Regions from separate parts of the Mus musculus genome. Here regions 2 and 3 are each linked to region 1. The links are chromatin loops, found by intact Hi-C in ENCODE. Cell type or tissue: left cerebral cortex. All regions are shown on one strand.

Evidence for each region. A loop is a pair of places that touch in the nucleus more often than their neighbours do. Peaks named below come from ENCODE experiments on the same cell type or tissue, not always from the same donor. Only the 100,000 strongest peaks of a DNase experiment are listed, where the experiment ranks them.
Region 2: a loop joins it to region 1, with 4 times the contacts of the local background. A loop is called at or near these places in 4 of 42 quality-filtered maps.
Region 3: a loop joins it to region 1, with 2.6 times the contacts of the local background. A loop is called at or near these places in 4 of 42 quality-filtered maps.

The regions. Positions count from the first base shown.
Region 1 is chr13:58,930,938-58,938,937 of GRCm38, reverse strand. The region is part of intron 12 of Ntrk2 (neurotrophic tyrosine kinase, receptor, type 2); the gene reads right to left. Among named protein-coding and RNA genes, the nearest start is that of Ntrk2, 130 kb to the right of the region's middle. In left cerebral cortex, no CTCF peak of the experiment used is centred here; DNase peaks (open chromatin) are centred at 2,218, 2,729 and 4,020; H3K27ac peaks cover 5,503 bases.
Region 2 is chr13:59,070,212-59,078,211 of GRCm38, reverse strand. The region is part of intron 16 of Ntrk2 (neurotrophic tyrosine kinase, receptor, type 2); the gene reads right to left. It overlaps Gm53063 (predicted gene, 34245), which reads left to right and starts at 4,498. Exons shown (of 4, transcript NR_168904.1): 1 at 4,498-4,615; 2 at 6,133-6,220; 3 at 6,606-6,776; 4 at 6,886-8,000. In left cerebral cortex, a CTCF peak has its summit at 4,449 (motif pointing right); DNase peaks (open chromatin) are centred at 3,274, 4,273, 6,620, 6,922 and 1 more place; H3K27ac peaks cover 6,451 bases.
Region 3 is chr13:58,803,247-58,811,246 of GRCm38, reverse strand. It overlaps Ntrk2 (neurotrophic tyrosine kinase, receptor, type 2), which reads right to left and starts at 3,550. Exons shown (of 18, transcript NM_001025074.2): 1 at 3,234-3,550; 2 at 2,307-2,862. The coding sequence starts at 2,518. In left cerebral cortex, CTCF peaks have their summits at 2,627, 4,723 (motif pointing left) and 7,177 (motif pointing left); DNase peaks (open chromatin) are centred at 3,517, 3,932, 4,192, 4,703 and 2 more places; H3K4me3 peaks cover 5,019 bases; H3K27ac peaks cover 4,922 bases.

The DNA.
Region 1 (8,000 bases):
CTGATTACAGTTTGATGGGGATTATTAAAAAGAGATAAAAGGGTGGAAAATAAACATAGGAGTTGTTTCTCCGTCCCTCCTTGGAAACGTAATAAAACTATCAGAAGGAAGGGGGAAAGCTTACTGCTCGTTAGTCTGTGGTTGGGCAGAGATTTTAATTCAGTAAACACAGGCTCTGAGATCTTGTGGCATGTGAGATGGACTTGACCAAATGACTGGAAAATTAGCATATGCCCTTGGCAGTCTCTCCCAGTCCTGGGCTGCCAGAAGGGGGTGCAGAGAGGACTCCATGTGTGGAGGCTGCTCTGTGTCTTTGTGCTGCAGAGGCCAAAGCCAAGTCAGGCCTTTGTGACACTTTGTTCTGCTGTCTAGATTCTGTGCATGGAGGTAGCTGGATATGATATGTCCTCTACCAACCCGTCCTGCCACGCCCCAGCCCTGCTGTGCTAATCTCTCTTAGGATCCCTCATTAGGCTGGCAAGATGGCTCAGCGGTTAAGAACACACTAACTGCTCTTCCGGAGGTCCTGAGTTCAAATCCCAGCAACCACATGGTGGCTCACAGCCATCTGTAATGAGATCTGATGCCCTCTTCTGGTGTGTCTGAAGACAGCTACAGTGTACTTACAAATAATAAATAAATCTTTTTTTTTTAAAAGAATCACTCATTAGATAGTGAAACAACCCCAGGGGGATGCGGAGGGCTGGAAATCAGGGGACATGAGCAAAGGCACTCGATGACATCGGTCAAAAGTACAAATCTGCCATGGCCAGTTGCAAACACGGTCTGGGTTCTCATGCTTCGCACCGAAACCTCCTGACCCAACCTGCCTCATAAGGTAAAAGGTGAAAATCAGGTGCTGGTGTTACCACCAGGCCCCACACTCATGTGCCGAGATCTGCAAGGGCTTCCTGAGACTGGGAGCAGACGCCTTCTCAGTGACTGGTTAACCTGACAATTCACCGTGGTCAAGAATAATCTCTGCTCGATGGCCAGGGCCAGAAGGGGTGAGCACGTTAAACTACGGAAACTGTACTGTTGGGTAAGCTCTGTAGAGCTGTGAGGAGCCCTGGGTAGCCTGTGGAAGACCGTTTGGCACATATTTGCAAAATCAATACCCCTTAACTACCATCAGCATCCTTTAAGTCCTGGGTAGACTCCCTTTTGATTGTAAGGTGAATTTACCCCAAGTTAACCACCACTCATGCAGTAACAATAACCCCTTCAGGGTGCCCAGAAGGTGGTCATGGGCTCAAATAAATCCAAGATGCAGTTGTTTAAATCTTATTTTTTGGCCTGTAGCCAAAGTGGGACATGCGGAAGGAAAGTCTGAAGAGCCTGTAATGGAGACTAAGGGGACGTGACATATGAGCAGTCTGCCGCCATAACTGGTCATGTCTCTCCAGGTACTGCTGTCCTTGAGATCTCTATCCTGGACCATAAAAGCTGCTCTCTGTCTCTGACATGAGTTGCTTAGTTGCTTAGTGAATGAACTGACAGGACATTGTGTGCCCTCTTGCTGGGGTAAAACATCAAAAGTATTTTGTAAAGAATATAAAAGTTTAGTTGGTAAAAAACCAAAACAAAACAAAAAACAAACAAACAAACAAAAAAAAAAAAAACCCACAAAGCTTCCTGGTATATACTCTGTACCAAATACCTTTTAACTAATGGAAGTAGTTCTCATGTAAGAATCATAAACCATACCTCTTGTGTGTGTGATTCTTACTGATGGAAACTCTCAAAGCTGTCCCCAAGCCATGATTTGTTCTAGCGCCCGCAGTAGGTAGGACTCCCCAAAATTCCTTATTGACATGTCTCAGCCCCCCAGACCACCGATGACACAGGGGCCATATGCGTGGGGGGGTAGGAGAGGGGGTGTGATCTACAGAGAACACAGGACACATGGAGATGAATCATAAAACTTTATTGGCTTGTTAAAGAAATGGATGAATTCAGCAAGTACATTTATAGTCTAGCCACACTGTTAAAACAGTACTTAAAAGTAAAATCTTTTTTAAAAAAAGAGATGCATTGTTTACAGGAAATGTGAAAAAAGAGACTTGAAAACCCAGAATATTATAGGGGAAAAAAGGCACAAAAGTGAGTCACGAGCTGCCTCTGGATTCCAGCAAATGGGTTTGGACCCAATAGGGATGAAGCCCAGGGACACATCTTTCTTGAGAATGTCTTGCTACTTCTTATTTGTTTGTGAGTTCATATATGCATCGGCTAAAATTAAGCTGGTGAGAAAAATTCCGGTTCTTTTCCTTGCTTCTTATACGTTTTTCTCCCTCCCAAGAACACTAAGACTCAGAACACAGACAATGGGGTGTAGTGTGGGTTTGGGAGTTGCTTCACTATCACTGGCTACCCTGAAGTGTGAGTCCAGACTAAATGCAGAGTGAATGATTTATGTCATGCTCGAGTAGCTTGGGAGGTCCCTCTGTCCCCGAGACCAGGACAAGGAAATAGTTATCCACACTGGGAAGCCGCCTCTCAAGTGAAAACTGCTATCAAACTTTCTGGGCCGGGAATTCTGTCAACCTAATTTAAGCCTGGCAGCACTCACCCGAAAGCAATTTAAATTCAGGAGAGCCCTCAGCTGTCCCAGGTGCCCTTAGGTAAACTTGACAGATTGCTAAGTATTGAGGTATGCAAAAGGAGCAGAATGTTCTTAATGGCAACTTCTGTACCAGGTTCCTTGGAGTCAGGTCTGCTGAGCTACAGGATCCCGGGAGCTCTGTCATCATAAAGCAGAGAGCCTGGCACAGCCCACACAGCTGGAGGCAGCCACCTCCTGAGCTCCCTGTTGTATGGAATCGTCCCCCTTCAGCGGAGCCCTCCCCGTGAATCTCTAGTCTAGACCAAACAAGATGAAGTGAGTTTCAATTAGAGTGTGAAAGAATGAGATGGAAGCAAAGGGAGGGACTCTAGACAGCATGTATCAAAGCAGGTGGAGGTGTGTTTCACCCCCTCACAGGCAGAAGTCAGCACAGGCTTGAGAGTCTAGTTTGCAAGAAGGGGTGGTGGAGAGTTCAGTGTGTTATAATTAGGCAGAGCTGCCAACAAAACCAGACAACATTCTCTGTCTATCATGGGGTCAGTTTAGAAAGATGGGGGTAGAGGGTGGGGGGGAGCAGAAGCAAGGAAGTGCCCCCTGCTTGTTCTCTCAGCATGCCCCTGAAACTGCATTCAGTCGCACACTCTCTCAGTCACTTACTCTGCAAACCCCTGTGTAAGCCTGCTCAGGCTTCAAGACCCCTAGCTATTGTGAGCTTGGTTCAGGGTCCCGAAGAGTAGAGGGCCAAGATGAAGGCAGAATGCGCTGGTTTTCTTGGCTGTGGGGAGGCCTGAGACTGGAGGGGTGGGAGGGGGGACTGCTGAGCTGATTCTCTCTAATATGTACTGGGGTTCATGTCTCCTACTGGGAGACAGCCCTCTTCAGTCTTAGGACAGTTTCTATGTTGGCTGCTGTGGTGTCAGAAGCTCTTTGTTACTCCATCTCAGCTGCCTGAGCGACCCAACCACGCCCCAGAGACCCAACCATGGCAGGTCAACAAGCTATGGAACCCTATCTCTTTGAGGTGATGTTTTGTAGCTAAGTAGGGCCATCAGTCCACTGAGGCCAGCATGGAGATGGGGGAGCGGGACTCATCTCATCTCATTCTGCTCTCTTGAGAGTCTAGAAGACATGGCACCTGGAGAGAAGGGATTTGTGTCAGATAAAGCGGAGGAGAGTGCTGACTAGGACCAGGATGGCTCTGCACTTGGAGAATGTTGAGAAGACAGGACTGTAGGGACAACCCAGCAAGGTGACAGGGCCTGGGGTCCCAGCTAGGAGGGAGTCACAGGGTAACAGACAGCTGTGCACCTTTGGACGGGTGAAGTTCCTGTCAGAACTTGCTTAATGCACCTGTCAGTGGCAGTCATGAAGAAAGAGAGTTTGCAGGGAAAGACAGACAGATACAGTGGGGAACAATGACTCTCTCTAAGACAGAAGGAACAGACTGGCGGCCCACAGGCAGGCTTTGTTGGCCTACATAATGTTTTAAAAATAACTGTGCCAACTTTTTAAAAATAGGTAGGTTTCATATAAAAATCCAGGTTTCACATCTTCTTTAGAGAATAAGATTTGGAAGCTTGGGTCCTTGCTCCCCCGGGACATGGTTGGCATCCTGACAGTTGCCCCTGGGTTTTAGGCAGGTACTGGCTCACCTAGACCACTGTGAGTGTGGAGACTTGCCTGGCACTGTAATGCCAGTTCCTGTCAGAGAGCACAGACCTAACTCCAGAAAAATAAAAATGTCCCTTCTCTCTTCCTGGCACTGTAAAAATAAAATACACACCATTGTGAATCCTCAGAGAGCAGATTTCTTCTGGGGGACCAAAGAAAGCCAGGGATAAAAGGAAGAGTATAGGAAAGGAATACTGTGTTGCTGATGGCGGTCCTTGGGGGTTATAAAGAAGAAAAGACAAAGAACACAGGAACCATAAGAATCAATTTTCTAATAGCCGCTGCTCTCCTTGTCCCCTGGAAGATGCCAAGTAACGTTTGATATTAAATCTCCTTATCTGTCCACTTCTTTACATCTCAGAACAAAAAAAAAATTACCCTACATTTCTCCTAGCTGTTAACTGAAATTATTCCCCCCCCCCTTTTTTTCTTTCTGATCTGAGGAACCTTATAAAATAATCTTTAAACAATCCATCATCCTCTTATGGAATAACATCAAAGCTTAAGTTTTTTGTTTTGTTTTGTTGGTTTTTTTGGGTGCCAAATGGCCGATATTTAAGAGTGTTGGTCACACTGAGACCCTGGCCTGCCTGCCTGTTTGAATTTCACTCTCCTTTCGGGGGTCAAGATTTCTGCTATTAGCTGGCCTCTGGGTAAGTCAACACCTTTGGGAAAGACAGAGATCTCAGTGGTGACAGGAGCTGTCACTTAGCTGCAGTGGGGGCAGTGCTGGGCAGTGGGGGTGTTCAGGACACGGAGCCTTCTGTGCTGAGACCCACTGTGCACCTGGAGACAAAGCCTCTGAGAGGTCTGTGGAAGTGACTGGCCCTCTCAGGCACAATGTGGTTGGCCAGTGCAAACACTCTAATCCACGGACTCACAAAAAGACCGGAATTGAGCCATACTGTAGTGGCTCAGTATAAAATACTACAGTATTCCCCTGATGTCAAGTGGGGCCTAAACGGGTTCTGGTTTATTAAGATTGATGGACATGCTTACAGAGGATTCAAAATAGTTCCCAAACATGCTGGGATTGTTAAGAGAAAAACCTAAAAATCCTTAAAGATAAACTACCTTTTAAAAAAGGAATGTTAATAAGTTTCCTCTCAAGCTATGCTCTGTGTGTGAGTGTATAATAGAGCTGAGTGTGGTTTTTAAATGAAATATCCCAGCCTGGCTCTGAAGGGGACCTCAAGTGAGAATGGAGGGACAGACAAAGTTGCTGCCTGGTGCAGATGGGATGGATCCCACAAAGGCCACTGCCATGACAAAGTGAATGAGAGGGGTACAGGGACGGGTCAGGTGGGGAGTGGTTGGGGGCTACAGGAATTGGTAGCTGGGAGACTGTTCTTTCAGCAAGGAGCCCACATTCATTAGCAGCTGGCCACCTCTCTGCTGCTGGGTCAGGACGCAGCAGTAGGGCAGCATGCTCCAGGGACTGTCCTTAGACATGCTCTCCCGCTCACAGCAGGCCAGCAGCTCAGCTTGCAGGCCTATTCACACTAGAGAACTGCAGCTCTGTAATTCAAACAGCATGAGATCTGAGGTGCTCTCGCTAGGCAAACCTCTAAAGGGCAGGTGGTTAGCAGAGGGCAATGGAAAGGGACAAGATTTTAATTCCCTATATGCATATACCCTACCATTATTTATTCTCAGGCTGTGGTTAATTCAGGTCCATACTCCTGGCCACACAGTCCCTGGTGCTGCTCCGTTCTACCTGCCGGGTGGACTTTGAAAGCAATCGTTAGCGAAGAGTTTGGGTCTTTGCTGCCAGCAAAACAAAGAACCTACTAATGACACCACCAATGTGCCTTTAAGTCTATCAGTCGCAGGGTTGTAGGTGGAAATCACAGAAGTTAGCAAAGGTTAGAGAACAGAAGATGTTGCTGAAATAGGTGTTATGTGTGGATTAGACTTTTAGTGTGCACTTAGACCTAGCTATGACTTTAGATAGATGACAGATAGATAGATAGATAGATAAATAGATAGATAGATAGATAGATAGATAGATAGATGATAGATAAGTAAATCGATGATAGGTAGATAGATAGATGATAGATAAGTAGATCGATGATAGGTAGATAGATGATAGATAGATAGATAGATAGATAGATAGATAGATAGATAGATAGATAGATAGACAGACAGATAGATATGATAGAGAGGTAGGTAGATAGATGATAGACAGATAGACAGACAGATAGATATGATAGACAAACAGATAGATGGATAGATGATAGATGCAGAGTTTTTAATTTGCAAATCACCTTTAATAAACAGAAGCAATTAATGTCAGCACATTTTCCGTATAGTCAAACAGCTCGCTTTTCATTAGAGAGGCATAATCCAATGAGATTTCACTTCGATTCTATATTTGAACTATTGTAAGAACAGAAGGTGAATCTAAGTGTGTTCTTCTGCTGCTTCTCAGCTGCCTGACCCCTGCCTCTGCCTTGGGGTTCCCCAGTCACAGCTCACAACAAGCAGGCTGCAGACATCCTCGGAGATTACCCATTTCCACCAGACACCCTCAAATAAGCAGCACTTCCTGGGATAGGCAACAGCAGTCCCAGAGTTCAGCTCACAGGGCGTCAGGCAACAAGCACCACAGCCCCAGCCTTTGTCTTTCCTTTATCTCAGCTACCCATCCAGTGGGATCTTATGAAACAAAACAAAACCTAAAAGAAACACAAAACGAAACGTAAGTCATGCTCAAAAGAAAAAAGAAATAACAACAGAAATTCACATGCAAACATAGTCACTTTAAAAAGAACATACTACATCAAAATAAAACAACATGGAATATGGTTTCAAAAGCAAGGCAATACATAATAACACAAATTGGGATCACACGGGCATCACGTGACTGAGCAACTTCGTTTTAAACTCAAAATCAATTTATGCGATACACAAGATGCGAGGAAGAAATGCAAACAATTTCTGCCCACAGATCTACTCACAATTCTATCAGACATTAGCAGCTTAATGTAAGGAGGAGAAATCTGCACATGGGATAAACAATCCTCGGAGAATTTGTAAATACTTTCTTATGAGGGTAATTGGATTCAGCAACAACTCACTATTCAAACCCCAATTCTCTTTACTTTCTTAATTTCATCAAACTATTTCAAAGTAACTGACTCATTCATTACTCAATAGCTGGGCCAAAACCTAGAGGGCTTTAAATCATCAAATGTTGGGCAGCACAACAATCTAGATAGTTTTCTCAGAAATTCTAAACCCTCCTAAATACAAGTATGTACTATACTATGAATATGATATCCACATAAGTGTATCGCTCATTACACAACCTAATATATATCATTAGAGCATGTCAAATATTGCATATTATTTGTGACTATATGACATAGGAGAGTCATAGCTATATGTCTATATTATATATGGCATATATTATTAGCTGCTAGAGAACAATTATTGAATGCAGATGGAAACGCCAACCCTATAACAGGTGATACAAGCTAGGAATGTTGAGTTCCTTGACTCCAGATACCTCGTTGCCCTACAGATGGAGAAAGAATGTGTAACGGTATCTTAAAGCTTATGTTCTCCGTGCCAGGTTCTCTTTCAAATGCTGTGTTCTAGTTATCCCATTGACTTTCCCAATAAAACAAGTTCTCTTATCATGCCCTCTTTACTGATGAGGAAACTGAGGCCTAGAGAGTTAGGTAATTTGCCCAAGGCCCTACAGCATCCTGTGGTACAGCTCCAGCCCAGCCCAGGAGTTCTGAGTCCACACCACTGT
Region 2 (8,000 bases), 140 kb before region 1:
CGTGCCTGCAGAGGACTTTCAGAGCCACCTGTAACTGTGGCGCATTCCCGTTTAGTTCTTGTGTATTTCTGAAGGAGAACATATATAGTCTTCCAGTACGGAGTGGCTAACAGGGAAAGCCCACTATGGTCAAGTGCACCCTAGGGTGAATGTTGCCTCTGTAAATGAATGAGTTGGTGAGTTTTGCTGAGATTGGAGAATAGAGAGGCATTACCTGGCGAGGTGTAACCTTGCTGAATCAGGTGTAACCTTGCTTACCATTTTCCCATCTCCCTCAGCCTGTGCCCCTCACGGCTCCCAGTTACTTGTACCTCAAGGCAGTCAACATTGGAGCATTCCCTTCTCCAGGATGTGGAGAAACTGTTAGCACGGCCTCAAACTACTTAAGCATTCCTGTTCTAAACCAATGAGATGCTAGCACTGTGCAGAGCACACATCCCCAATGCCACTGGAGGCTCTGGTGGAGTTTGGCAAGCTTGAGAGAAGCATGAAGACCGTGCAGCCCTGGCTCACTGCAGAGAGAGTTGGAACTACAGACTTGATCAAACTTCCCTATGCTCCAAAGACCAGTAGCTGGCACTGCCTTTCTGACTGGGCTAAAGTAAGTTTATAGAAATGAGGCTATTGTAGCTAATTTTAATTACCAGAAGAAAACTCAGAACTGTGTCGCTATGAGAGTCTAAATCACATAAAATCCCCCACACCAAAGAAGATAAAAGCACATTAATCATGCCATAAACATTCACGTGGGCAACGGTTATATATTATAAAATGAGACCATGAAAAGGTACTAATGTTTTGCAGTATTGCTCTAGCCCAACCTGCAAGCCTCCTCTCAGAGATGCTCTCTGTGGGCTTCCCAGCACTCACACCAAGCCGGACTCCCCTCCCCCTTGCAGTGTTTTGCAGCCCCAGCAGTTTGTTCCACACCACTCACTATCTGGTGTGTGTCTATGGATTATTTGACAATGTAAGATTCCCTACAAGGCTAATACACCTTTGCCCACCTTTTCCTCCCTAACACCCAGCATGGTATTTGTTGGAGAAGTTTCAATAATTTTCTCTCTGCTCTATCCGGAATGTTTGGCAGTCAAGGAAAGGCGGGACGAAGTGACGTCCTCTTTAAATGGAAAGGTGTGCATCCGGAGTCATAGCTCAGTGACAGTCCAACCCTTGCCCCTGAACATAGTAAACTTAGTATTCTTGCAGGCAGTAGGAGCAAGGGAGTGGGTGGAGGGAAACCAAGGAGAAGTTAGGCAGAGATTGGCACAACTTCCAGAAAGTGCACTCTCATAACTAGAGTTGAGCTTTGTCCCAGACTAAATCCTAACACAAGATGTACAGAGATGTCTGAGAGCTGCTTGAGAGAGTAGCAAATGATGAAGGAGAGGGCTCATCAAAATGAAGCTATGACAAAAAAACCGTCTTGGTCTTTATAGGTGCCCTAATGGGAAAGAAGCTAAGGAACAGCCTTGGGCAGGCAGTGTACTGGTTTCAACTAGGCTCTTGGCAAGGGTCCTTGTAGTGTGGAGAGGTGGAGAAATACGGGTTGAACTCAGCTAATCAAGCTGAGTGTGCACATGCCCTGTTTAACACCAGGCTGTCCAGTGTCAGTTCCCTCGTAGGCTGTTGATTTATGAGATAGCCTCTTCCTATGTTCACATATAATTACAGCAACGAGAGCTGATATGATAACTGCCTATTGCAAAGACAGGCAGTGCCTGAGGTGCACAGATTCACACAGGTCTCCTGGCAAAAATACTATGGCTAGTAAAATGTAAAAGTTGAAGAAGTTGAGTCTTTGGAACTCCGGGAGTTCATCCCATCTCGGGGTCTGCAGGGTCTGCCCTGTCTGATTACATGTCCTTGCATCAGGTTGTGACAGATGCTCCTAGCTAGTAGAAATTCATGGCACATGTGTAATAAGCACTGTTGCATGATGTTCAAGCACAGGGCTACTGAACCAGAGCACACAGACCCTGATGTGTTCTGTGGACTTGATTCACAGGAATTGCACACACACTTGATTCACCTCTGGGTCCAACGTTTCTTTCGGCTGTTAACATGGGTAACAAACAGAGGTGGTGTCAGCAGAAACTCCAAAGGTAATACACATATGAACTGGTGACTTAATGTCATGCCATTCATTGCTGCTGCACATATTCAAAACATCCTTTATGCTACCACTTTATATTCACCCCCAGGTCCCATTTAATGCTTTAATCATACCTCATACCGCAATTTAAGATGTATAGCTCTGCTTCTACTCGATGGTATTATTTTGTAACCATGTCTATTTTATTTTAATGTTTTAAATGTTACATTATAGCAGGAGTCTCCAGTCCTTTTCAAAGTGCTGAAGACCTGAGCCCTGTCCCTTGTTGCCTAGCATATTCTACTGTGTGTGTGGCTTATCCTGTGATGGCTTCCTTTTGTGGTGTGTGTTTCACCCTTAGACAAATTGTTAGACTCACATGGCTGACAGTGGTAAGAGATGGGAATTGTCGGCTCACCTCAAAGTGCAGGGGAGGGACTTTACATGGAATGGTAAGACGTGCTCTCAGTGGGGCTGCTGATGCTGACATGGTTCAGCAATTAGGAGCACTAGTTGCTCTTGCAGAGGACCTGGGTTCAGTTCCTGGTACCCACATGGCTGCCCACAATGGTTCTAACTCCAGTTCCAGGGTGTCTGATGCCCTCTTCGCTTCCACAGGCACTACACACAAGAGGCGCACACAGACGCTAGCACACTTCAATAAAAATAAATAAATCTTACAAATAAGGGTTGTTTTTTTTTTTTTTTTTTTTGCAGTGGTGGTGGCTGAGGTTGCCAGGAAGGGCCTGGGCAAGAAACCCGGAGCATGAATCCGCAGGAAGTTAGGGATCTGAACTAGTTCTTTTCACACTGCTGGAAAATCTCTCACATATCACCTTAGAAGGGGAGAAAAGAGCAATATTATATGAGTGGACTCATGTCCATAATACAAGAGTGGCATGTCATATCATAGACACGGGGGATGCAGCGGGAAAGTAAGTACGGTGAGCCAATAGCAATCTTGAAATATTCCAAAAAGGCCTAAGTCGGTGCTCCCACCCCTGAGAGCCATCCTCCACTCAGAGTAGTTTATCTGAGAGAGCCACATTCTAAGCATGGAGGCGGGAGTCCTGGGTAAGCATCAGCACGGGCTCCCTGCTGCTCACCAATGGCAACGAGAGTCCTAAGAACCAGTCACACATTCCCACGTCCTATCTCCCGTGGTACCCTCATGACAGCATGAGGCAGCAGGCAGAAAAGACATTTCCACTTTGGTGAACTTGGAAATAAGGGTCAGAGAAGTTGATCCAATGAGCCGAAGTCGCATCACGCTGTGCACACATAACAGAGGAGCAAACAGATCTGGGTCTCTGTGTGATGGATGGTTCGTGTACCAGATGTAGAAATGACTCAAAATCACCTTGTTATGACCTTGAAAGTTAACCCTTTCCACCTCCTGGAGGTGGGGAGTAACCTCAAAAGATGCCAGGACACTTCAGGAGGTGACTTTGCCTCTCTGAATACTGTTTTCTTCATCTGCAGCATCAAAACACAGGTGTAGGAAGGGCTACACATCTGTGACTTCAGATACCAAGGCAAGAAGATGAAGAAATGAGGGGCAGCTTGGGCTAGCTATGTGGTGAGACTTGGCCTCAAAAATCAAAGCACCAAAACAAAAGCAGGTGGTTGAGCTGGCTCCATCCAAGCTGAGGTATTAAGGTAGAATGCGTACCCTTCCTTTCAAGGTCCAAAATCAGCTCTCTAATGCACTAAAATGAGTCTTCTTGGGGCAAACTTTTTTTTTTAATTACAATTAAGCCTACCGAGTTTTCTAGAGAGAACCTGCTGCATGCTAGAAGAGAGCTGTGAAGAATTTAGCTGAAGGAGGCCGAAAGAGCACTACCACCCAGCTTAGCTGGCCCCGGTTTCTCTTTGCCCTCCGCACAGGCCACCCATCCCTCCGAACCCATTCAAAACAGGAGGGTTCCCGGGCTGTGCGCAAAGGCAACGCACGAGGCCCCATCCTCCGCAGCCCCCGCGGCTGCATCCCGTCATCAGAAACATGTGAATGAACCAAATTATCTCCAGGGCTCAGGGCGTGGGCCACATAGCCAGGCTCCACCGTCAAAGGATCCAGCGTCATGTTCTCCACCCCCTTATGTGAAGGCTGGTGCTGTCGTACTGTGCTGAGGGAGGCAGCCAGCCTGGAAGTGCCATGTAAGGAAGAAACTGTTCCGTTTCGGTGTTCGGCTTCGAAAATAGCTGCTAATAAAAAGCCTTCGTACTGTGACACTTCAATACAGACACCCACAAGGATACCTTGACAAGCTGTTTCAGTCTTCGCAAGCCTTTTCTTGCGCAAGGCCCCACCAGTCACCCACAGACACAACCCTGCAGAGACAGAGGCGGCCAGCAGGGGTCTGCCTAGTCTGCTGGGCCGGGAGCTCAAGCCCTGCTGCTCTATCGGAAGCTTCTGCCTCCTTTTCCAGCTGCAGCTTATGGTGTGTCTCGCTCACTACATTCAGGATATCTAGGACAGTGCCTACCTAGAGGATGAGCCAAACTCGCCCCGCAGACAAGGTGAGGGGCGTGTGTAGGGGGGAGCCTTAAACAATCTTCATTCACAAACTGATCCAAATAGAAGATTTGAAACATAATGGCAAACAGCATTGCTCAAGGAATCTGAGCTCTGATGGCAGACAGCAGCAGGGTGTGGCTGAACGGTACTGACGAAAATCCAAAGACCTTTCTCACTGGAAGTCCTAAAACTGTATTATGGCCATAACACCGTCTCCACTAGGAAAACAAAGGATCACACTTGAGAGAATTTTTAACAGCACATGGCCTTTCCCCACTGATGTGGTGCTGAATGGTGCATGCTAGGCTCCTGCTCCCTAAAGTTGTAACTTTCTGAAGTTCTTATTTTAAGGTGCTCAGTAAGTCGCAGAGCTGGGCCTGAGCTCCTCCTGCAGCCCAGACAGGCCTTGACCCTTCTGCTTTGACCTTCCTCTCCTTCCACCTCGGTCTTTCAAGTATTGAGGATTATATAAGCCTGAGACATGGAGCCTGGCCTCCCTGGCCAATTTCTCGATAATTAAGAGCAATCGCACAGTTTCAATTTAAATCAAGGCATGGAGGTCCAGGGAGTTTTCAAAATGAGCAAAGAAACAAGCGCCCAGGTATCCATGCCTATGGTCAAGTTTGAAAATTTGTTTGTGGCGAGGAGTGGGTAAGGTCATAGGTTCAAGAGAGATTTTTCTCATCAGAGCTCAGAAGGGATTTTGTTTGATAATTCTTTTATCATGTTTGTGTACATGTATGCACATGTGTGTGTTTGTGTGTGAGTGTTTGTATTTATCCGTGTTGAGGCCAGGGGTCAATTTTGAGTGTCATGCCTCAAAATTTTTAATGTTGTGTTTGCTGTTGTTGTGGTTGCTGCTGCTGTTGTGGTGGTTGCTGCTGCTGCTGCTGCTGCTGTTGCTGCTGTTTGAATCAAAGTTTGAAACAAGAGTTGGCCTGGGTCTCAGTGATTAGGTTAAGCTGGCTGGCCAGGGGTCTCCAGCTTCCGAGTGTGAGTTTATAAAAGTGTGCCACATGCCCAGCTTTCCCCCCTGTCTTTCCTTTAAACATAGACTCTGTAGATCAGACTTGGTTCCTCATGCCTACCGGGCAAGCACATTGCTGACTGTGTTGCCCTTCAACCTTAGATAAATATTTTTCTGGAGCCCGATGTGTGCCTCACTCTGTCTGGAAAGCGAAATTCCTCAGACTCTCTAAGCTTCTGCTAAGCTGTGTTCACCACAGGCTCGCCAGCACATGAAGCCCCTGTCACACAGCAGAGGACACATTCTGGTGTGTTAATGTTATCTAACCTGCATCCCGTGCTAGGATAGGTTGCTGTGATAATCTCTGTAGTGTCTGACAGGTGGACAGATAAAACAAGGGCAGGTTTGAAAGAATCTCTTGAGGACCGACATTGTCAGAACTCATGCCCTGGTGGGGCTCCACAGTTTCTGGCCAGTGTACCTAGTGCAGTGGACAGCATCCTTGCTTTGGAAGAAGAATACGGACCATTCTTTTCTGAAAACTCCTTTTAGTGTGATCAGCAAGAATCCAGTACACGTGGGGCACTTGGAGTTTAACACCAGAACACGTATGCTGCACACGAGAACCCTTTGGCATTAGGTATGGATTTTTTAAGGTTACTAACAGCCCTACCTGATACTCTCCTCCCTTTAAAACTCAGCCAAAGTCTAACTTATTTTCCCATAGAATTTTATAGATCTCCTCCCTCGCCTCCAACAAAATCAGTTTTTTTTTTCTGTACAGCATGTATCTCCCTGCTTAATATCAGACTGAATCATTCATGTGTCTTCTCCCAGGGAGATTTTCTTTAGGGACCAGAACATGTCTTGCAGAAACCCAGTTACGAAGTCTATTTGGAATGCTATCTTAAGTTAATCTAGCCATTCATCTGCCTAGTACTTCCCAGGAATGGGCATAGAACAAAAGCCAAGACTACAAGATGCAGGGAACACTACTGATATTTTCTGCCCACACGGCTTTCCAGTGCTTTCTTGAGCAAGTCCATGTTTGAGCCTGAGAAACTTCTCAGAGTCGGACCGAGGCTGGCATGACTCCCCCTACTCACTGCTCACCCAAGATGAAGAAGAAGCTCTCCTACTTCAGCAATAATCCTGTGTAGGCAGAAAAACTTTAATTGTACAAGTATTATGTAAATGTAAGTTATTTAATTAAAAAGGAGGTGGGGGGGGAAGCCTTCACAGGAAGTAGCTATTTTTTTTATATATATAAAAAAGATGAGAGAATTTTGTTTCTCTTTACTGCAGATTGTAAGTAGCTCACTGATGGGCCTTGAGATGACACATCCTTTGTAGAGAGGGAACAGCCGCCTTCTGCTTCGAGGAAAGATGAAGTAGCAGAGATGAGTTCCCCCCACCCCCCACCCCAGGCAGCCTAACTATAAACCGTTTCCACACTACTTAATAAACGTAAGGACGGCTAGTACTCCTTGAGAGGTAAGTGGTCATGGGGAGTCAAGAGAGCACTCAAGTCTAGGTCCCTGAAAGTTCCACAAGATGGCTAATCTTCACTGTCAACCTGATTACACTGGGGGCTACCAGGGAGATTGATGGAGTAAGACCCTGGGTGTGTCTGTGGGGGCTTAGCTGAGAGTTTAGCTAAGGCCAGAAGGTCGGCTCTGACCTTTCTGCAGGCTGCAGTCCTGGCTGAAGTAAAGGGGAAGGAAGGAAAGGCCAGGATACAGGTCTTAGTCTCTCTCTCTCTCTCTCTCTCTCTCTCTCTCTCTTTCTCTCTCTCTTGTTTGTATATTTCTTTACCTCCCACCCACCCTTTCCTTTCTACATTTTCCCAGCATGCTGTGATCTGACATGGCATGTGATCCCATGAAGATGTACCAAACTCACTGAAGCACCAGGTTGCCCGTGAGAACAGCAGTCCTTGGAAAGGAAACCAAAGGCTGAAGGTCACAGCACTGGGTGCTCACTCACACAGGGCAGAGAGAAGTGCTGGCTTCCACAGAGCAGAGGGCGAGAGTCCACCCTTCCAAGTATCTGGGGTGGGCCCTAAAGTTGCTAGTGCTCTTAACCTTGCCTGGGAAAGTTCAAAAATCAACACACCAAATATAAAATTATCCTTACGGGATGTAGCTGCTTGCCTGAACAGAGGTCAGAAATATTTATAGAAACACAAGACCACTGAGCATTCGATAAGGAAAAGACACAATGAGGCTTCCCATGTAAAAGGGTTCAGAAAGATATGCACTGCAATGAAGAGAAAATGGAGTCGACTGAGATTTATGCAGAAATCACTGCAGAACGTCAGGGAAACACCTGAAATATTCACTGGGACTGTTTCATCTCTTGAGATGCTGGATAGGTGGCTGAGATAGGAAGAGCCTCCTGCTGAGCCTTTGGAAGTGATA
Region 3 (8,000 bases), 130 kb after region 1:
ATATAACTTCATGGATACACAAATAAACTAAACTTCTAGTCCAGAATACATTGAGAATAGCACTGGACCAAATAACAGAGTATGTGAAATGTGTCATTTGGCTCCAACTGTAGCTCGTACTGTAGCCACCCACCAAGTTGTTCAAACAAATATTATCACGTAGGGAAAGGGGCACAGATGGTATCCTATACGGCTGAGGATGAAACTATCTCAACTATTGATATTATTTTGAGTTCAAAATAATTGGTGCTTTCCAAAGAAGCACTGCAATACAGTTTACAGATACTGCTCGGATAGGCTCAAGTGGCACCAGGAGGCTAAGTAGACAGAAATGCCTTCTTGCAGACCTTGCCTCTCCCTAGCCTGGTGGATATTACCAACCTACTCCTGCATCCTGGACACTCAGGCACATGGAGTTCTAAGTTCTCCCAATACCAATGGATTTCTAAATAAAGCCAGAGTAGGAACTGAAACATCACAATACACTTGTGTGTGTGTGTGTGTGTGTGTGTGTGTGTGTGTGTGTGTGTGTGTGTGTGTGAAGTAACAACAACTGCAAGAAAGCCATAGCATGCTCTGCCCCAAATGTCAGTTTCTGGCATGCATCAGGCAGAAGGCTCTGGAACCTCGGCAATACTGCTTTTGGGTTTAGAGATGCTTTCTTCTTTTCAGCTGATCTTAAAATGTTAAAGTAAAGCAACCGAAGTGAGAACCAAGCGCTGCGTCTCATTTCTCTCTTCATTCGGTGTCTATCGTTGGATTTTTAAAAAGGCTGTGTCAATGCACCTTCCAGGTCTCCAGCCACCGAAAGGCTCTGAGTTGCTTCCACAAGGCCCCTCCATCTGACTGACATTACCTTCGGAAAGGCATGAGTTCTGAGAAAGGCCACAGACTCTTTGGATAAGCCCAGCCCAGGACAGGCACATACCTACCCTAACCTCCCACTGTGCTGCTGCGCTACTTGTCAAAGACTGGGAACCTAGCACCCTGGTCTCCACTGTTCACAGCCGGATTGGCTCAGCTATGCCAGGCCTGCACGCTCCACCTTGCTCTGCCATTCTTTCCTCACACCGGAGGCCTGTAGTGTAACCATCAGTAGCAGAACGGCAAGATTAGAAGGGGCTCCTACTTACATTTAAAAACCAAAACAGGTTATCTTGACTCCTTTGGCACTGGCAGCTGCATTGGCAGAAAACACCCTTGTACATTGGGGGAGGGGGTGCATGCGCACTCGCCAACCGGAAGGCCACAGCCCAAGCCCTACTTACAAGGCTGCCTTTCTCAGTCTCAATCACCCAGGAAACTTAGCTTTATAATCCTCTACACAGATGAACAAAACCTTCTGTTCGTGAGACATAAAATGGCAAGATTGCAGAGAAGGGACAACAGCAGTGTGCCCAACACAGGTGACCTAGAGAAAGGACGGTTGAGTTCCTGCTTGGCAGGGTATTCGTCACAAGACACCCAACAGAGAGAAAAGAAACACATTTCTGTTTCTCCACTAAGCTGGGACAAGCTGTAACCTTTCTAGGGACAAGGCTGAAGCTACCATCCGTCAGTGTGCACATAGCTTGCTGTTTAGCCTAGTCCTGGGGAATTTTTCAATGGGCAATTAAGATTTATAATCCAAATGGTCTCAAAATCGTATCTCTGAGAAATCAGGTCCAAATTAAATCAGCCCAGGCTTTTAGCCCTTCCTGTGATCGCATTTTCTCTCTTGAGCGAGTGCTTTTCGACACTCAGAACTTCTCCTCTTACAGGGCATCCTCAAAGCATCTCTGGCTGCAATCTCTGAAGCAAAATCCAATAGATGAGATGGAAAAGGGGGAACAGGACCAGTCAACTCCAAGCCTCGGGAAAAGATGTTAAGGGAGAGACCCTCACTTCCTCCAACCAATTCTTGAAAATGAATAATTTTAACCTCCTTTCTGGTTAATATCACTGGAACTTCTCTCAACACACACACACACAGTATATTTTACCAAACAAAAATGTTCCAATATAATTATCGTATACTGAAAGCCTAAAACACACCCATCAGAACTTTGAAATGAAAATGCACGCAGAATTCCTTCCCAGGAACATAATATATACGAATTTATGATTATATTTCTGTCTATATGGAATTTTAGAGTCCCACTCTTCACCAACTGACATCCGTAAGCCAGTGAAACAGACAGAGAAGTGACAGGTACCCCATCTCTCTGGTCTCTGACTTCTTGCCATGTGTGGGACAGCATCTGTCCCAAACATACACCTGCCTGATTCCTGAGGTGGGGACAGGAGAAAAAGTAAAAGGAACTCACATTTCCGTGATGTTCTCCGGGTCAACGCTGTTAGGTTCCAACCTCGGGAATGCCACGATGCCTGGAGAAGGCTCAGTACACCAAATCCTAGCGGAACTGCATTTGCAGGACGTCGGGCAGGCGAGAGAGGCCCTCCAGAAGCCCAAGACCAGCAGGCATAAGCCCCAGAGCCGCGCCATGGCGGGTCCATGCCACTTCAGCCAGGGCGACATCCCGAGCTGCCAGTGCCAGTCAGTCGGAGTGCGTGTCCCTACGCTGAGCCAGGCGTCCCCCGCCGGAGGGGGGAGGCCTTCCCTGCGCCCTCTTGCTGCTTGGTGCTGGTGGCCTCCCGCGGAGTGGAGCGTACCAGAGGCTGAGCCTGTCGGTGCTGGGGCTGAGCAGGTTGGCGCTGACCAAATGGTTCACAGTGGCTGGGACATCGCGGGCCGCTGCTCCGAGCCACAAGGCGGCTGCATAGTCCTATACGCCAGGCACCACTCGGTGGATCTCCCTGGACTCTTTGGGTCGCAGAACCGCTAAACCGGCACGAATATCGATATCGGTGCGCACCTCAGGGCTGAGGACAAACAGACATGGATGAGACTAATAGACCCCACACACCACCAACTGGGACACAGTCCCTCCGCGCTCTCCTCACCCTGAACCCCAAGCCTGGAGAATGAATGTCTGAGTGCCCAGCTCCCGCCCCGCCATCAACTTGCCCCTTAGTGCCCCCCCCCCGTGTGCCCGCCCTCCCTTCAAGCCTGAGGCCGAGGCATGAGAAGTCGGTAACGGGTCTTTGAGAGCAGATTCCATGGCATAGGCCAAGCCAAGGACCCTCCAAAGAGGCTGCGGCAGCGCTGGGGCCCCAATGATGCTGCAGAATCCTCCCCGGCCGCTGGGCGCGGGGGGAGAGGGGAGGTGGGCAGGTGGCGCGGCACATCCCACCTGGGGAGCAACTGCGGTAGCAGGACAGTGCCGGCCCAGGCCACCGAGGACTGTCCGCGCGGCTTCCCCGGCCTCCCGTAGCAAGCGCAGGGAGCAGAGCGCTGCAGAAGCAGCAACAGCAGCTGAAGCAGCGACTGGGCTCTAACCGGCGGCCGCCGCCGCCGCCGCCTCTGCTACTGCTGGCGAAGTGACGTGAGGGCTGACGCAGAGCAGGGGCAGAAACTCCAGAAAATTAGTATGAAATCCAAAAACACACACGCTCACACACGCGCGCGCGCACACACACGCACACACGCATAGCATAGCACCCTCCAGACAAAAGCAAGGCGGAGGGGAGGGAATCTGGGGGCGAGCGGGGAGGAGGAGGCTTGGTGCCAGCGGCCAGGCGCAGACAGCAGCATGTGGGAGTTCACACTCGCGCGCACGCACACACCTTGGCGGGGTAGCTGTGCGGGTGTGCATGTGTGCGCGTGTGCGTGTGTGTGCCCCCTTTAGACCCCGGTACATCTAAAATGCAGCGATGCTTCCTTGGTCCCTAATTCTTACATCTCTTCCACATCGCAGTACAGACTAGCTCCCCCTTTTTTAAATGGAAGCCCTGTTTGGTTAGGCTCTGAAAAAAATGCTCTGATTCGTATTGTAGGAATCCTCCCTTTTCCTTTTCCTTTCCCTCTCCCTCCCCGCCGCGTTCTTCTTTCTCACCATGCTCATAGGGGAAAGCAAGCTATTTCCAAAATATAGGGAAGACAAGCTACACCCCGTACAAAAATAAATATATAGCGCTGTACGTTAGTAACCAAGGACCATTGCCGGGTTCCGGACTACCTATTTAGGGGTGGATGGTTCCAAAGCTCTCCTGATGGGGTTTCTGCCAAGAGAGAAGTGTAGACAGCCTGCAGACACAAGTGTAGCTCTGATGGATCTTTCTCCTGCCGTTTGCGCCACAGAGAGAGCCCTGCGTGGGAAGGGAGCGCGCCGGCCGCGCTGTGGGTTCCCTAAATGCTTTGCACCGACCCTGGCCTGTGGAATGGATGGCTCCGCATCATCTTCTCTTATTCCTTAACCTGGCAGGATGCAGCCATTTGAGGATCACAGCTTCACTCCCCGCGACACCCACCCGCACGCGGAGCACCCAAGCCCCTGTCCCCTGCCCTGCCGTACCTTGCGCGTGTTCGTGTGCGCGCGTGCATGTGCGCCAACGTGTACCCTGCACCCGCGCTGCCCGAGGCAGGATGTGCTTCCAGCTACCGAGAGGCCGGGCTCCGGCAGCGCCCTAGAGTCTCAGTGGGGACACGTGAGATGATTCCGGAGGGTCGAGTGACAAACGTGCGGGTGCAGTTAAATGGTCGCTGCGGGCCATTCGCGAGCCTGATCTGAGCCTCCTCTCACCATTTGTAGCTGCGACCGCCCGCACATCCGCAGTCATTTAAAAGGGAATCTGGTAGATGCGCCGCAGTGCCTGACACTTTCGAGGGCTCTGGTGCCCCCGCGTGGGGAGAAGAAACCCAGCACGCTCCGGTACCTCGGGCCATTGCTACCACCGCATTAGGAACTGCGCTACCGGCGCACTGCAGCTCCAGATGCGCAACCGCCGCGCTGTGTGCACATTGCTACCCAGGCAGTGCGCCTCTCACCAGATCCCTACAATCTCCTGCCTCTGAAGTCCTCCACGCACCACAAGACAATGCGCTGGAGTCCAATTTAAGACATAAGAATAGTCATCCAACTGCCCGCAAAAGGCCAGAAATGAGAAGGATGATGTCAGGGGAAATGTTTGGGTCTTCGCACAGCCTTAAACATCACTAAGAAATAAAATCAATCTAGCAAGATTTTCACATAGATGTCATGCACCAGGGATAGAAATATAATCCTTACACATTTAAAACACCCGGCCGGCCGAGGCCTGGAGCAAAAACCAGCAGGTCACCTCACCCCCTTCCCTGAGCCCTGATACACCTTGGGGGCTTGGACCACCCAAGCTTCAGATAACTTCTCAGTTCTGCCTGCCACCTTTGCTGCTGTGGCAAGGCACAGAACCCCAAAGCTAAGACATCTTTGTCCAGGAGACACAGTTGTGCTGCCAATGTTCTTTTAGGGAGACTTTTCCAGACACATACACGTGCGTGCGCGCGCGCGTACACACACACACACACCTTATTGTGTATGTGTGTGGGTTACCAAATCAAGGGTATCAGAGGAAAGCTGATTTTCTCCTTCCATCACGCGTCCTGGGAGCAAGGTGAGATCAGACCAAGTGTCTACTCACTGAGCCATCTCTCCTTCCATTTGCCAGTGTCTTTTGTGGAAAAACCCCTAGGAACACTGAAGAGGAAGGGAGGAGTAATTACTGCCCCACTCCCGCCCCTGCGCACTCATGCGTGCCCCAGACTCATGCCTACTCTCACTCCATTTTTTCTCAGAAAATGTCCATTTCTATGATGGTGGCTACAGTATTGACGTGGCATCCAAGACTGGCAGAGTTTGTGTGGTTTATAGACAGGAAGAGTCTAATGAATGCTGGAATATTTGCAGGATTTGTAGAACGAGTACATGCTACTGTTACGTGCCACTTCAGTTAGGATGGGCTGCCCACTTCCTGCTCCCCGTTCCTTGGGCCACCGTCTTGTCTTGGTCCACACTATTTTGTCCTTTCAACAGACTGTTTATGGAAACGTTGAAGAGGCAGGAATGATTATCAACTGTGTTTATTAAACTCGCTCCAGATCACAGTAGGCATGTTTAAATATGTGCTCAATGGCAAATACAATAATTTGAATTTGAAGCATGCCTCACCTAATCTCTACCACAGCCAGCCCTCTGTGTGAGCTTTCCTGGACACAGTTCCTCTTGTCCTGCAGTCCTGTACTCCGAGTTCCTCTAGTAGCCAGGTAAGTCCTTCACTGGGCTTGGGGGGGGGTTGTTCTCTCATTCACAATGGTAATACCATGAACAATAACAGGACACACGATAATGCTCTCTTAGCTTATAAACTTGAAGATCCATATCAACTTTGAGACCAGAAAGCTGTTATACAAAGACAAAACTCCACTAACTTTTGCTTCTGACTGAGGATTGGTCTCTCAACCAAACAACTAATAATACATAAGAAAGGACTGGGTTGTTTAAGCAAATGGGCATCGGACAACAAAGAAAGACTGTGGCAGAGTCAAGGGAAATCAAAGTGAGCAGAAGGCTCCCAACAGGAGAGTGTATGAAAGCTAAGAAGTCTCCATCTTGATTAGCATATTCAGAGGTGAAACCGCCTGTAGCCAGGGGTAAAAGCCCTGGGCAGATGCAAAGGAGCTATATCAATCCCTGCAGAGACGCAAAGGAATTATGGCAATCCCTGCGCAGACACAAGGCATCTATGCCAATGAAAAGAATCAAAAGTAAAAAGTGAAATCACAGCACATCAGAATTTGTAGGGAGCCACTGAGCCAGCCGTTAGGAAGAACGCTACAACACTACACCCCAATCCTGGAAAAGAACAAATGTCCCTAGTCAGTGACATTGACTTTGAGTGTTGGGACCTGTAAAAGAACAAATTATCACAAAGAAATCCAAAGAGATGGAATAATGCAAACCAGAATGAAAAAAATAGCAAAAACACGTAAAAAAAACAGCTCTTTAAGATGAATAACATTGATAGACATCTGGTTGGGCCAATCAGGAAAGAAAGAAAGAGAAAGAGAGAAAGAAAGAAAGAAAGAAAGAAAGAAAGAAAGAAAGAAAGAAAGAGAGAGAGAGAGAGAGAGAGAGAGAGAGAGGAACAAAGAAAGAAACAAAGAAAGAAACAAAGAAAGAAAGCAAGCAGGCAGGCAGGCACTGGGGGGAGAGCAGGAGAGATGGTGCAGAGGCTCTGGTTTACTTCCCAACATCCAGAGTCACATACTATGGTCAGCAACCCACTGCCAGGACTTCTGATGCCCTCTTCTGGCCGCCTGAGGCATTACATGTGCATGGTGCATATACACTCACCCAGGGAAACACACAAAGTGAAAATAAATCAATATTTTTTAAAAGGGAGAGAAATGAAATAATGAATTCAACAAGAAACCCCAGATGATTTATAAATATTAACAAAATCACACAAGTATACTGTGAACAACAACAACTACACACACACATAAACACACACACACACAAAATTGATGACACAAATAACAACATTCTCTATACAGGAAACAGATAAACTGAGTAGTCCTGATCTTACGCAGATCTTTAGTTCATCTTTTAACATCTTCCCACTTGGGTCTGGAGAGATGCTCGGTGAATAAGGATGTATGCTATGCAAGCATGAGTTCAAATCCCAGAACCTACATAAATGGCTGTGCATGACTACAGCCCCAGAACTAGTAGAAACACGCAGTCCTGAAGAGCCCACCAGCCAGCCTAGACAAGAAGGTAAGCTTCCTGCTCAGTGAAGATTGTTCCAAGGCAATAATTCACAGAGTGAGGGAGAAATACACCCAGCATCTCGCTCTGGCTTTGCGTATGTGCATAGTTGTACACCCACATGCATATACCACCACCACCCCACTGCACATGCACACACACTCACACACACACACACACACACACACACACACACACACACATCTTCCCACAGAGAAAGTTCTAGTCCCAGATAACTTCACTAATTCTACAAGACATGGCAAACGATAGCAAAACTACCCACATTCTTCCAGAAAATGGAGAGGAACATTTTCCAGTGCATTCTATTAAGTCAGCATGGATGTTGTCTCAGTTAGGGTTTGCATTACCATG